2 separate regions of the Mus musculus genome follow, and region 1 is linked to region 2. A link is a loop called in an ENCODE intact Hi-C map of the cell type or tissue named here. Cell type or tissue: left cerebral cortex. All regions are shown on one strand. Each heading gives the region's core, and the rest is flanking DNA. Links, peaks and the distances in the headings are about the cores only.

Region 1 (5,387 bases), core at 200-5,199, 260 kb after region 2:
TGTACTTATAACTTTTAAACCTAATATTTTATGTTATTTTTCCCCTCCCTGGTCACTGTGTTTCTCAAAGAAATCAGAACGTTAACAGACAATAAAACATACATCAAAGAATAAACCTTGGCTTTATTTACTCATCAGTTTCTTTTTTGTCCTTAATGCTATTAATTCAATCCTAAATTTTTTCTCCTAGCTTTCTAACATTTTTCATATTAGGACCTTAACAAGGTATTAACAACTTGGCTTAAAAATGAAACAATATATAATAGCAGCCTTTGTACTGGACTTTCTCTTAATTTCTTTAGCACATTGCATTAATATTTAAAAATGCTACTACTAATAATCTATACTAATAATTTATAATCTTAACTTAAATATCTATTATATAAAATATGCAACACTGGATATACCTTTAAGAATATGCCTTCTCACAATATTTGATAGAGATTTGGACATATTAATATGTGAGCTTAATATATGCAATATTCTTGTCTTCATCCATCAATTCATCAACTGATCAACATATGACTTTTTCTGTGTATTTGTTTATACTGAAAAGCAGCAGTGTGAGCATTCCTGTAACATTTCACATTGATTTTTACAAGCTGAAAATATCTTTTTTTAAATCTCTGTCTTGTCTTTTAATATTTTATATCTTTTATATGCCAAGATTTTCATGTTAATAACTTTATCCCCTTGGATCTATATTTCATGTGACTTGCTTAAGAAATTCTGAACGGGGGACTGAAGATGTAGCTCAGTTGGTTGAGTGCTTGCCTAGTACCACGTAAAAGGGAATTCTTGGGAATGGTGGCACATGCCTGTGATGCCTGCTGAAAGGAGTGGAGTTGGAGGCAAGGGTATCACAAGGTGGGGAGTTATGCTTTAGCTGTACTGCAAGTTCAAAATCAGCCAAGGATATATGAAACCTTGTCTCAATGAAAGGATGAAATTCTCAATTACCCCAGAGTCATAAGGGTATATAAACTCTAAAATTTTTCTCTTTTTATTGCATGTGGCTGTCATACATTTCTGTCAGTGTGCAGACAGGATTGACCTGATTTTTCTTACATACGTTATCAATTTTCTAAGGACTCCTGCTGTCCATCCTCAAGCTTCACAGGCTGGCACACCATCTCACTTCAGTTTCCATATTCATAAACTTGTTTCTGGGTCACACTCTGCTATACTTTTTCAGTTTTAGAAAGAATTTTATCTTTTGAGATTATAATATAATTACAACATTTTCCCCTTTCCTTTCCCTCTCACCAAACCCTCCTTGGTGGGTGGGTAGGGGTGTGTGTGTGTGTGTGTGTGTGTGTGTGTGTGTGTGTGTATGTCTATTCCTAAATGTATAAATATAACCTACTCATTCTTCTGTTACTTGTATGTGTATGTTTTCAGGGCTGAGCACTTAGTGTTGATAACCAGTTGCTGTGCTCTTCCCTGGGGAAGACTGTTTCTCCAGCTTTCAACACTCCTTGGTTGCCTGTAGTTCTTTGTCTAAGGTTGAGGCCTTATAAGCTTTCCTTCCATGCTAATGTCTATTTTCATTCTCTTTACTATGCCCATAGGTAAGTATAGTTTTCATTTCGCATAAAGAAAACTCTTTACAACAGGGACCATTACAGAAAACCACAACTGATCAGAATGCAGAGTTGTGTAGCACAGTCCCAACTGATCCATCTATAATTCAATTCCTGCACCTGAGGCTCAGGGATCACTGCAGAAGAGGATAGAAGGACTGTAAGAGTCAGAGGATAAGGATGTTTGCTGTGAGATTCTATCTCCTAGAAATGTCAGACACTTCATCCTTAAAGTCTTACCAACATGGCTGCCTCCTACACTTCTGTTTAATCCTTTACAAATAATATTTAACAAGCTACATAGTTTTGATGACAAATAGAGCAGGTTCTCTTATGAATTCAGAGATTAATGACAAATGACAAGTTAATTATTACTATTATATAATTCTCTAATTATGCAGGACTAATAAATTTCAGTGTAATTTAAGAATTTTCTCTATGGTAGCCTTGTATGTACTTTAGGCTCATTTCTAAGAACCTTATTATTTGCATATCTTTTAAAAAAGATTTTACTGTCCTAGAAAATATTTGCATAGAAATGCAGGAATTATCACTAATTATCAGACAATATGTGCATAGCCTTCCCCAGGTCAACAAATAAAATATGAACTGTGCAGTGGTGGCACAGGCCTTTAATCCCAGCACTTGGGAGGCAGAGGCAGGCGGATTTCTGAGTTCGAGGCCAAACTGGTCTACAGAGTGAGTTCCAGGACAGCCAGGGCTATACAGAGAAACCCTGTCTCAAAAAAACAAGAAAAGAAATAAAATAGAAGCCTACAGAGTCCTTATTCTTCCTAATTTTTTCGACACTTATAAAAATTTTAAGATTGATACAATCTGGGCACTGAGAGATGACTCAGAGGTTAAGAGCACTGTCTTCTCTTCCAGAGGTCCTGAGTTCAATTCTCAGCAACCATATGGTGACTCATAAGATCTGAGATCTGGTGCCCTCTTTTGGCATGCAGGCATAATTGCAGGGAGAACACTGTATATATAATAAATAAATAAATCTTAAAAAAAGGATTTATACAACCTGAAGAGGAAACCAGAGTATATAATAGCCAATTTTAAATAGAACAAATTCATCGTAGATGTCTGAACTTTGTATAAATGGATAATACAACATATGAGATTTCCTTCCTTCACTCACACTGTATTTGTAAAGTTTATTACGTGTAGTTACATATATTTACCCTTTTCTCTGTGCCAGTAAGATTTCAACAGTACTACAAGTTATCTATTCTACTAAACAAATATTGGCCATTCGGGTGGTTTCTAGATTGGAACTATTACAAATAGGGCTTGAAGAATTTGTATGGGGTTAAAGGTATAGCTCAGTGATAAAGTGGATGTCTAAGTTTAATTGAAGCGCTAGATTCAAAACTCAGCAACACAGTCAGGATACTAATTTATACTCTCACTAGCAGTGAATGACATCTTAGTCTGCACTTGTAACATTATAGCACTTTTCACTTCAGACATTCTAATGAGTATAGAAAACTACTGCTATCTTAATTTGTATTCCCAGATTGTCAACAAAGTGAAAATTTATATACAATGATTTGGTATTACATAATCTTTTTTATAAAATAATTATCCAGTTCTTTTTGCCCAATTTCTATTGAGTTGAGTATCTTCTTCACATGGTTTCTTTTTTACATGCATATCTTGTATAGAATGCATAATTTTCACTTCCACTCTGTGATTTGCTTTTATTTACTGTTTAGATTTTATGGAATTTTTAACTCTAACATACCTTATTTAACAATAGATCTCTATATGGCTGCTGGTTTTACTTTTTGTTTTGTTTTAGGAGAAAAATCCAGTTTAATAAAATTTTTCCTTTTCTAAGATTAAGAAGACACACTCTCCATTTCCTTATAGAAGATCTAGCTGTCTGTTCATCTATTTACCTATTAACCTATGCCTCTATGTTTTGGTCTGGTTTTTTGGTTTGTTTGTTTGTTTGTTTGTTTGTTTGTTTGTTTTTTTAACAGTGCATTCCTAGAAATATGGGTTTTCCTGCAATTTTAAATATATTGCACTTTTAGAAAATGACTGTCCTCAATCTAGAGGAAAAATGCTGAAAACTCAGCACTTTGAGCAGAGAGATTGGGTGTCTGAATGAAGCAGGTGGGATCTGAGATGGATGGGGAGTGAAGCAAACATGAGAATGGAGATCCTGTATGTAGGAAACAGCCAGGGCCCCACTGAAGGTGACTACTGTCATAGAGGAAGGGGCACCAAAAGTAGCCAGACATTCAGATATTTTTCCCAACAAGCCCAAAACTGAATTTTCACAAGTTGGTACCAAAAAATAAAATATAATAAAATTTCAAACATCATGTGGACTCTTAACTTCTTGTCACATTCTGTCTAAAATTGCACTTTGCAACATCTGACAGAGATAAATCCATAAGAATTGTAATCAAGATTATCTGATAATTTGTATTCAAAATAAGCTTGACTTAGTATTGCCTTTTAACAGCTAAAATACATTTTATTTATGTTGAGAATGAAGTTTGCAGTTTTCCAACCTCTCTGAAGTATTTTAAATATTCTAAAATTTCACTTTCCTGTGTTACTTAATGTAGCAGTAAGGAGGTTTACCTATCAGATGTGACACGCATATCAGTTTCTCTTGTCAGTATGTGTGTGTTGTTGTGTGTGTGTGTGTGTGTGTGTGTGTGTGTGTATACACACACACACACACACACACACGAATGTTGAAATACACTTAAAGTTTAATTCTTTAGGATCTTTGTCAGGTAAATTATTCCTTTCAGTTTTTAACGTTTTGTTTTTTTTTTATTTCTCTTTTCATCTTTTTTTTTTTTTTTTTTCCGTTGTAGGGATTAAACTCAGGGTCTCATTTTCTGACAAACCAGAATATGGATAAATACAACACTATTCTCACTTCAAATGCAAAGGTTCAAGAAACAAATTTGAAAACACGCAAGGTCACTCATTACCTGCATCACCTTTCTGAGAGGGGTTTTTCCCCTTTGTTGCAGCCCTCTTGCTATAAATCCCTTCTTTGTGCTTAATGTTTACAGTGTTGGAGAGGTCATCGTCTCTTGTGCCTAGCATTTGAGGTGGAAAGTCTGGGGCAATAGCATCATTTGAGCCTACGTAAAAATGAGAAAGCATTACAATTAACACTAAAATAGGCTTGAACTATTTTAGTCAAGAAAGACTTTTTCTTCCCTTAGATCACTTCCATGGAAAGAACACCATGACAAGAAATGTTGCAGGCCAATTAGAAGGTATAAATCAAACTGAAAATCAGAGACAGTAGAATAAATGGTAAAATTACCAGGCAAGGAAGCAAATGACGTAAGACATGACACAAAAAGTGGAACAGTGATAGTTAAGGGGATAACTGCTATCCAGGAAAGCTACTAAAAGGGAAAAGGATTGGGGGATGTCTTCTGATATGACCATGAAGGCAAAAAGGCATGTCAGATGGCACTATACAAACACACACAAGGCATGTATAGAAATAACACACACTGTAGTCAGGCTAGACAACAGGATACATTAATAAGAATACTTAATCATAACAGCAACATATGAAATCCTAATCTAATACCATAAATTTTACTGTATATGGAATATAACATCAGTGAAGAGTATTTTTTAATCATAAAGTAATTAATAAGCTTTGACTTAGGAAAATTTGTCCAACATTATAAAACACTGAATGAGAGCTAGTCATGTAACTCAGAGAAAAGAGCATACATGTTTATATATGGCCTGTATGAGGCCCCAAGTTCAATCCCCAGAACCAAAAGAGAAATTAGA
Region 2 (5,387 bases), core at 148-5,147:
GGCACACAAGTGGCACACACACCTCTATACATATAAAACAAACATCCATATATATAATAATAATAAATATTAACATTTTTTTTAAAACCCACAAAACTTAAACAGAAAGTTACCTCTGATTTTCTAGAATGATGTCTGAGGGTTTCTGTTACAGAAAAAGAAGAGTTTGATAACTAATGTCCTGACACGGTCCTATTCATGTTAGCATCTATTTGACAAAGAACATGATAGGCATGGTAGGCATGTAAAAACATGCATAGAAAAAGGAGAAAACAAACTGCAGAAATCTTGAGTACCAAGATGATTAGTGACTTTTATTTCACTCTTAAAATATTCCACTGTGCATGTTCTGAACTTCTACAGACATCAAACAAAATTTAAGGATGTACTACATTCTTGCCTGATACCTGCAGCAGCCAGAAGAGGGTGTTGGATTCCATGGAACTGGAGTTATAGACTTCCGTGAAATGCAATGTGGGTGCTTGGAATCAAAACTCTGGTCTGATTTTTAATAGTAAGGGAAAGGGGCTTTTTAGAAAGCCTCAGTACAGTTTGCTCTGGTTTAGTGAAAGAGTCGCTTAGACCAGAAACTTTGGAATCATCACTTGTATTGATCTGTTTTGACACCTGTTAAGAATCATGTTGACGCACAGGGGAAAAATTCCTAAACAGAAAGCAATGGCTTGTGCTGTAAGATCAAGAATTGACAAATGGGACCTCATAAAATTGCAAAGCTTCTGCAAGGGAAAAGACACTGTCAATAAGACAAAAAGGCCACCAACAGATTGGGAAAGGATTTTTACCAATCCTAAACCAGATAGGGGACTAATATCCAATATATACAAAGAGCTCAAGAAGCTAGACTCCAGAAATTCAAATAACCCCATTAAAAATGGGGTTCAGAGCTAAACAAAGAATTCTCACCTGAGGAATACCGAATGGCTGAGAAGCACCTGAAAAAATGTTCAACATCCATAATCATCAGGGAAATGCAAATCAAAACAACCCTGAGATTCCACCTCACACCAGTCAGAATGGCTAAGATCAAAAATTCAGGAGACAGCAGATGCTGGCGAGGATGTGGAGAAAGAGGAACACTCCTCCATTGTTGGTGGGATTGCAAGCTTGTACAACCACTCTGGAAGTCAGTCTGGAGGTTCCTCAGAAAGTTGGACATAATACTACCAGAAGATCCAAAAATACCTCTCCTGGGCATATACACAGAAGTTCCAACTGGTAATAAGAACACATGCTCCACTATGTTCATAGCAGCCTTATTTATAATAGCCAGAAGCTGGAAAGAACCCAGATGTCCCTCAACAGAAAAATGGATACAGAAAATGTGGTACATTTACACAATGGAGTACTACTCAGCTATTAAAAACAATGGATTTATGAAAGTTTTGGACAAATGGATGTATCTGGAGGATATCATCCTTAGTGAGGTAACCCAATCACAAAAGAACTCACATGATATGTACTCACTGATAAGTGGATATTAGCCCAGAAACATAGAACACCCAAGATACAATTTGCAAAACACAAGAAAATCAAGAAGAGGGAAGACCAATGGGTGGATATTTCATTCCTCCTTAGAATAGGGAACAAAATACCCATGAAAGGAGTTACAGAGACAAAGTTTGGAGCTAAGAGGAAAGATGGACTATCCAGAGACTACCCCACCCAGAGATCCATCCCATAATCAGCCACCAAACCCAGACCCTATTGCATATGCCAGAAAGATTTTGCTGAAGGGACCCTGTTATAGATGTCTCATATGTGGCTATGCCAGTGCCTGTTAAATACAGAAGTGGATGCTCAGTCATCTATAAGATGGAACACAGGGCTCCCAATGGAGAAGCTAGAGAAAGCACTCAAGGAGCTGAAGGGGTCTGCAACCCTATAGGTGGAACAACAATATGAACTAACCCGTACCGCCAGAGCTCATATCTCTAGCTGCATATGTAGCAGAAGATGGCCTAGTCAGCCATCACAGGGGAATGCCAGGGCCAAGAAGCGGGAGTGGGTGGGTAGGGGAGCAGGGCGGAGGGAGGGTATAGGGAACTTTCAGGATAGCATTTGAAATGTATATAAAAAAATCTAATAAAAAAAAAACAAAAAAAAGAACTATGTCAAATGTTTTCTCAGCATCAAATAAAATGATCATGTGATTTTTTTCTTTGAAAAAAAAAAAAAAAAAGAGTCATGTTGACATTTAGTTCCCGATGTGTGATATTAAACGGTGAGGCCAAGTATGGAATTAAGAAGGTGGCTAGGACTTTGTACTAAGAGATAAAAATAAAAAATAATTAATCCGCTCATATCACTATAAAGTTAATAGTTTACCTCAGGGGCAATTGGGGCCTTTGAACTCAAAATTTTGTTTTTTGGGTTTTGTTTTGCTCTGCCTTCCAAGTGCTGGGATTAAAGGTGTGTGCCACCGCTGCCCAGGTCAAAATTTTGTTAATCCAGTTATATGATTATCAAATAAAGGCTTCTATCTCCAAAGCGATTCTATTACAAATGAAGTTTGCCTAGCCTCCTAACCTGCTCCCTGGCTTGAGGCAGACGCTGGCAGATCTCTGAGTTTAAGGCCAGCCTGGTCTACAGTATGAGTTCAGGACATCCAGGGCTACACAGAGAAACCCTGTCTAGGAAAACACAACAAAACACCTCACCCACCATGAGGTACTGTGGTATTAGCAACAGGAGGTGGTCTAAGGCTTCTCACGTCCAGTGTCCACGTTCTGACTCTATATCCACATCTCTCCTGACTCATCCTTGTCACAAGCACTGCCATCACCTCTTATCAATAACACCTTAACAGCGTCCTCATCCGGGCCCTGTCACCAGTAATGCAATTCTAGCCTATCCCAATGGTCACGGGGTCCTTCAGGAGGAAGTCAGGCTGAAGCTAAAGCACTAACTATGTCACTGGGACCAGCATGTAGTCTGGACCCTGCCTGACTCCTCTCCAACCCGGATGGCATGGCCTGCCCTCGGCTTAGGCTGGTCAGGCTTTCCAACAGGGCGTCCCTACTACCCTCAGGGCTTCTTGCCTGGGTCCCTCCTGCCAAGGCCGCTCGCTGGCCCGGGTAAAGCCTGGGGTGGAGGCGACTCCGCTCTCCGCCGCGCCTCCCTCCCAGCGCTGGGCCTGGCTGTGGCTGTGCGGTCCGCACGCGGCTCCTCCAGCCTCAGCCTCGGGCATCGCCTGCAGGGGGCGCCCCGGCGCGCGCAGCCGAGCGGCCTTCCGTCCCGAGCCGCGCTCCTGAGACCATGTCGCTCTCCACCGGGGCTCGCGACAAACACGGGCAAAGGCACGCGTACTTCGCCCGCAAAACTGTCCGCAGGGAAAGAGCAACAGGGCGGAACTCACCCTGCATCCTACGCCCGCATCAGAAGATCGTCCCCTAGGAAACTTAGCTCTCTACTTCCGGAAGTGCTTAATGTTTGATAGGTGGGCGGGCGCCGAGGCGCCCAGTTTCCGGTGGGCGTGCTCCTGGCTCTAAAATGGAAGTGGAGCGGACTCCTAGTACCGCTAGAAGCTGCTGGCGGAGGACAAGGAGAACTAACTCTAATTTGTCCCGGCTTCGGAGGTGGAAAAGCCCCCACTGGTCGGGCCTAGAAGCTGAGGTATGGTGTTGTCAGCCCTGTTCTTAGCCTGTGTTGAACACTCTTTTCCTGTGAAAAAGAAAAATATTCACCAGGATGGGAGTCACAATTTATCAGAGCTTTCCAGACTCAGTTTACCGAGTATGCTCTTGGGTGGAAACGGGGATCTGGCGTGGTTGTGGCTTACATTGAAGGAGCGCTTCCGGTGCTTGGAGATCTAGAGACAAGTGGACTTTCACAGCTGTGACAGAGGAAAGAGGCAAATTTCTTGAGCAGACCAGAGGACGCGACGCTGGGATCAAGTCCCCAGAAGCCATCCGCCTCAGGGAATTATACAAGACCAGGGTACTGCTCACGGGGAAGGGTGGCCACCAAGATAGTGAGTCCGGATTTTAGTCCTTGCTACCTGTCAAGAGAACCCAATGAATAAAGAGCTTGAATCTTAAAATTAGTTTATCCAGAGAGAACCTGCAGTCTGAAATAGTAGGTTAATTACCCTACAGACATGCATTCCCTGCCATCTTCACCCAGCAGAATATATAAGGAGGAGATAGGGCCATAGGCAAAGACAGCCAATAATCCTGGAGCTCCGTTTTGTTTTGCCTCTCTGGCCAGATGGTCAACATGAGGACACTTCTCATATGATGTTTGCTTCTTACTTTCTTGGCTTTCTCCTCGTCTGCAGGTGTTTGGACACAGGCACATTGGAACTCAGAATCTAATTAATTTCTACTGATAATCGACCTTACACCCCTACAGAGATACCTGGGAGGTTAATTCAAAACAAATGAGAGGGTGTCCGTTTCGTTTCCTTTCCTCAGTGTGAAGTACAAGTGTGTCTTCATAATCCAGAATATGAAAGTGTCCCTATCTGTCCCCAATCATTCTTCACTATCAGTAGCAACTCTGAGATCTGTGTCATATGAAAGATGACATCCTGACACCGTGCACCTGGTTGGTTGTCGGAATGACTTCTTTTCTTGTAAGAGAATTCTCTGGCACAAAAAGATGTACATCAGAACATACCATATGTAGCAGGAGCAGCTGTGTCTTGGAGTGAGAATTTCTGAAATATGCTTTGTTCTGAAACAGATATAGACAATAAAGGTCTGAACCAAAGTTAGAAGACAGTGTCAGGTAGCCACATATAAAACCATTTCTCTGTAACTTCTCAGCTTTCCTTTTGGAAAGTCCACCACAGTGAGTCCAGTCTCACTCACCAGGGCTAGACTGCCCTGCACTTATAGCCTTTCTGTTTCAGCTTCCCCAGTGCTGGAATTTCACACAAGCAGTGTGACTTGGTTCTAATTCTGACTCCTTTCCACATCTCTGAAGATACTATTGTTTGGTTGTGGTGGTTTAATTTTATCTCTCAGCCCTGTGATGGGATCTGTCCCAACCGATCTGATTCTGTGTTGAAGGCGTGAATGAGTGACACATGTCAAGGAATTAATGCCAATAAACCCTAGAGCCTACCTTGTCTATTTTTTTTTTTTTACATTTTGTTTATCCTGTTGGTGACGTCCTTGCATCTCCATTAAATCACTAATGGGGATGTCCATTAGAGGCTGTATTTCTGCAGAATGTCTGCAGGCAATAGCCATATAACTCTTATTTATTTATTTATTATTTTTTATTTATTAGATATTTTCTTTATATAGATTTCAAATGCTATCCCGAAAGTCCCCTATACCCTCCCCCTGCCCTGCTCCCCTACCCACCCACTCCCACTTCTTGGCCCTGGTGTTCCCCTGTATTGGGGCATATAAAGTTTG

Evidence for each region. A loop is a pair of places that touch in the nucleus more often than their neighbours do. Peaks named below come from ENCODE experiments on the same cell type or tissue, not always from the same donor. Only the 100,000 strongest peaks of a DNase experiment are listed, where the experiment ranks them.
Region 1: it touches region 2 in a loop (2.3-fold over the local background); 6 of 42 quality-filtered maps call a loop at or near these places.

Annotation. Positions count from the first base shown.
Region 1 is chr6:85,650,587-85,655,973 of GRCm38, reverse strand. It overlaps Alms1 (ALMS1, centrosome and basal body associated), which reads right to left. Exons shown (of 23, transcript NM_145223.2): 13 at 4,556-4,711. Among named protein-coding and RNA genes, the nearest start is that of Nat8f7, 55 kb to the left of the region's middle. In left cerebral cortex, for the core only: a CTCF peak has its summit at 2,545 (motif pointing left); no DNase peak of the experiment used is centred there.
Region 2 is chr6:85,913,780-85,919,166 of GRCm38, reverse strand. It overlaps Nat8f1 (N-acetyltransferase 8 (GCN5-related) family member 1), which reads left to right and starts at 3,535. Exons shown (of 2, transcript NM_023160.3): 1 at 3,535-3,633. It overlaps Tprkb (Tp53rk binding protein), which reads right to left and starts at 3,448. Exons shown (of 6, transcript NM_176842.3): 1 at 3,377-3,448. In left cerebral cortex, for the core only: CTCF peaks have their summits at 395 (motif pointing right), 3,034 and 3,242 (motif pointing right); a DNase peak (open chromatin) is centred at 3,426; H3K4me3 peaks cover 2,040 bases; H3K27ac peaks cover 2,147 bases.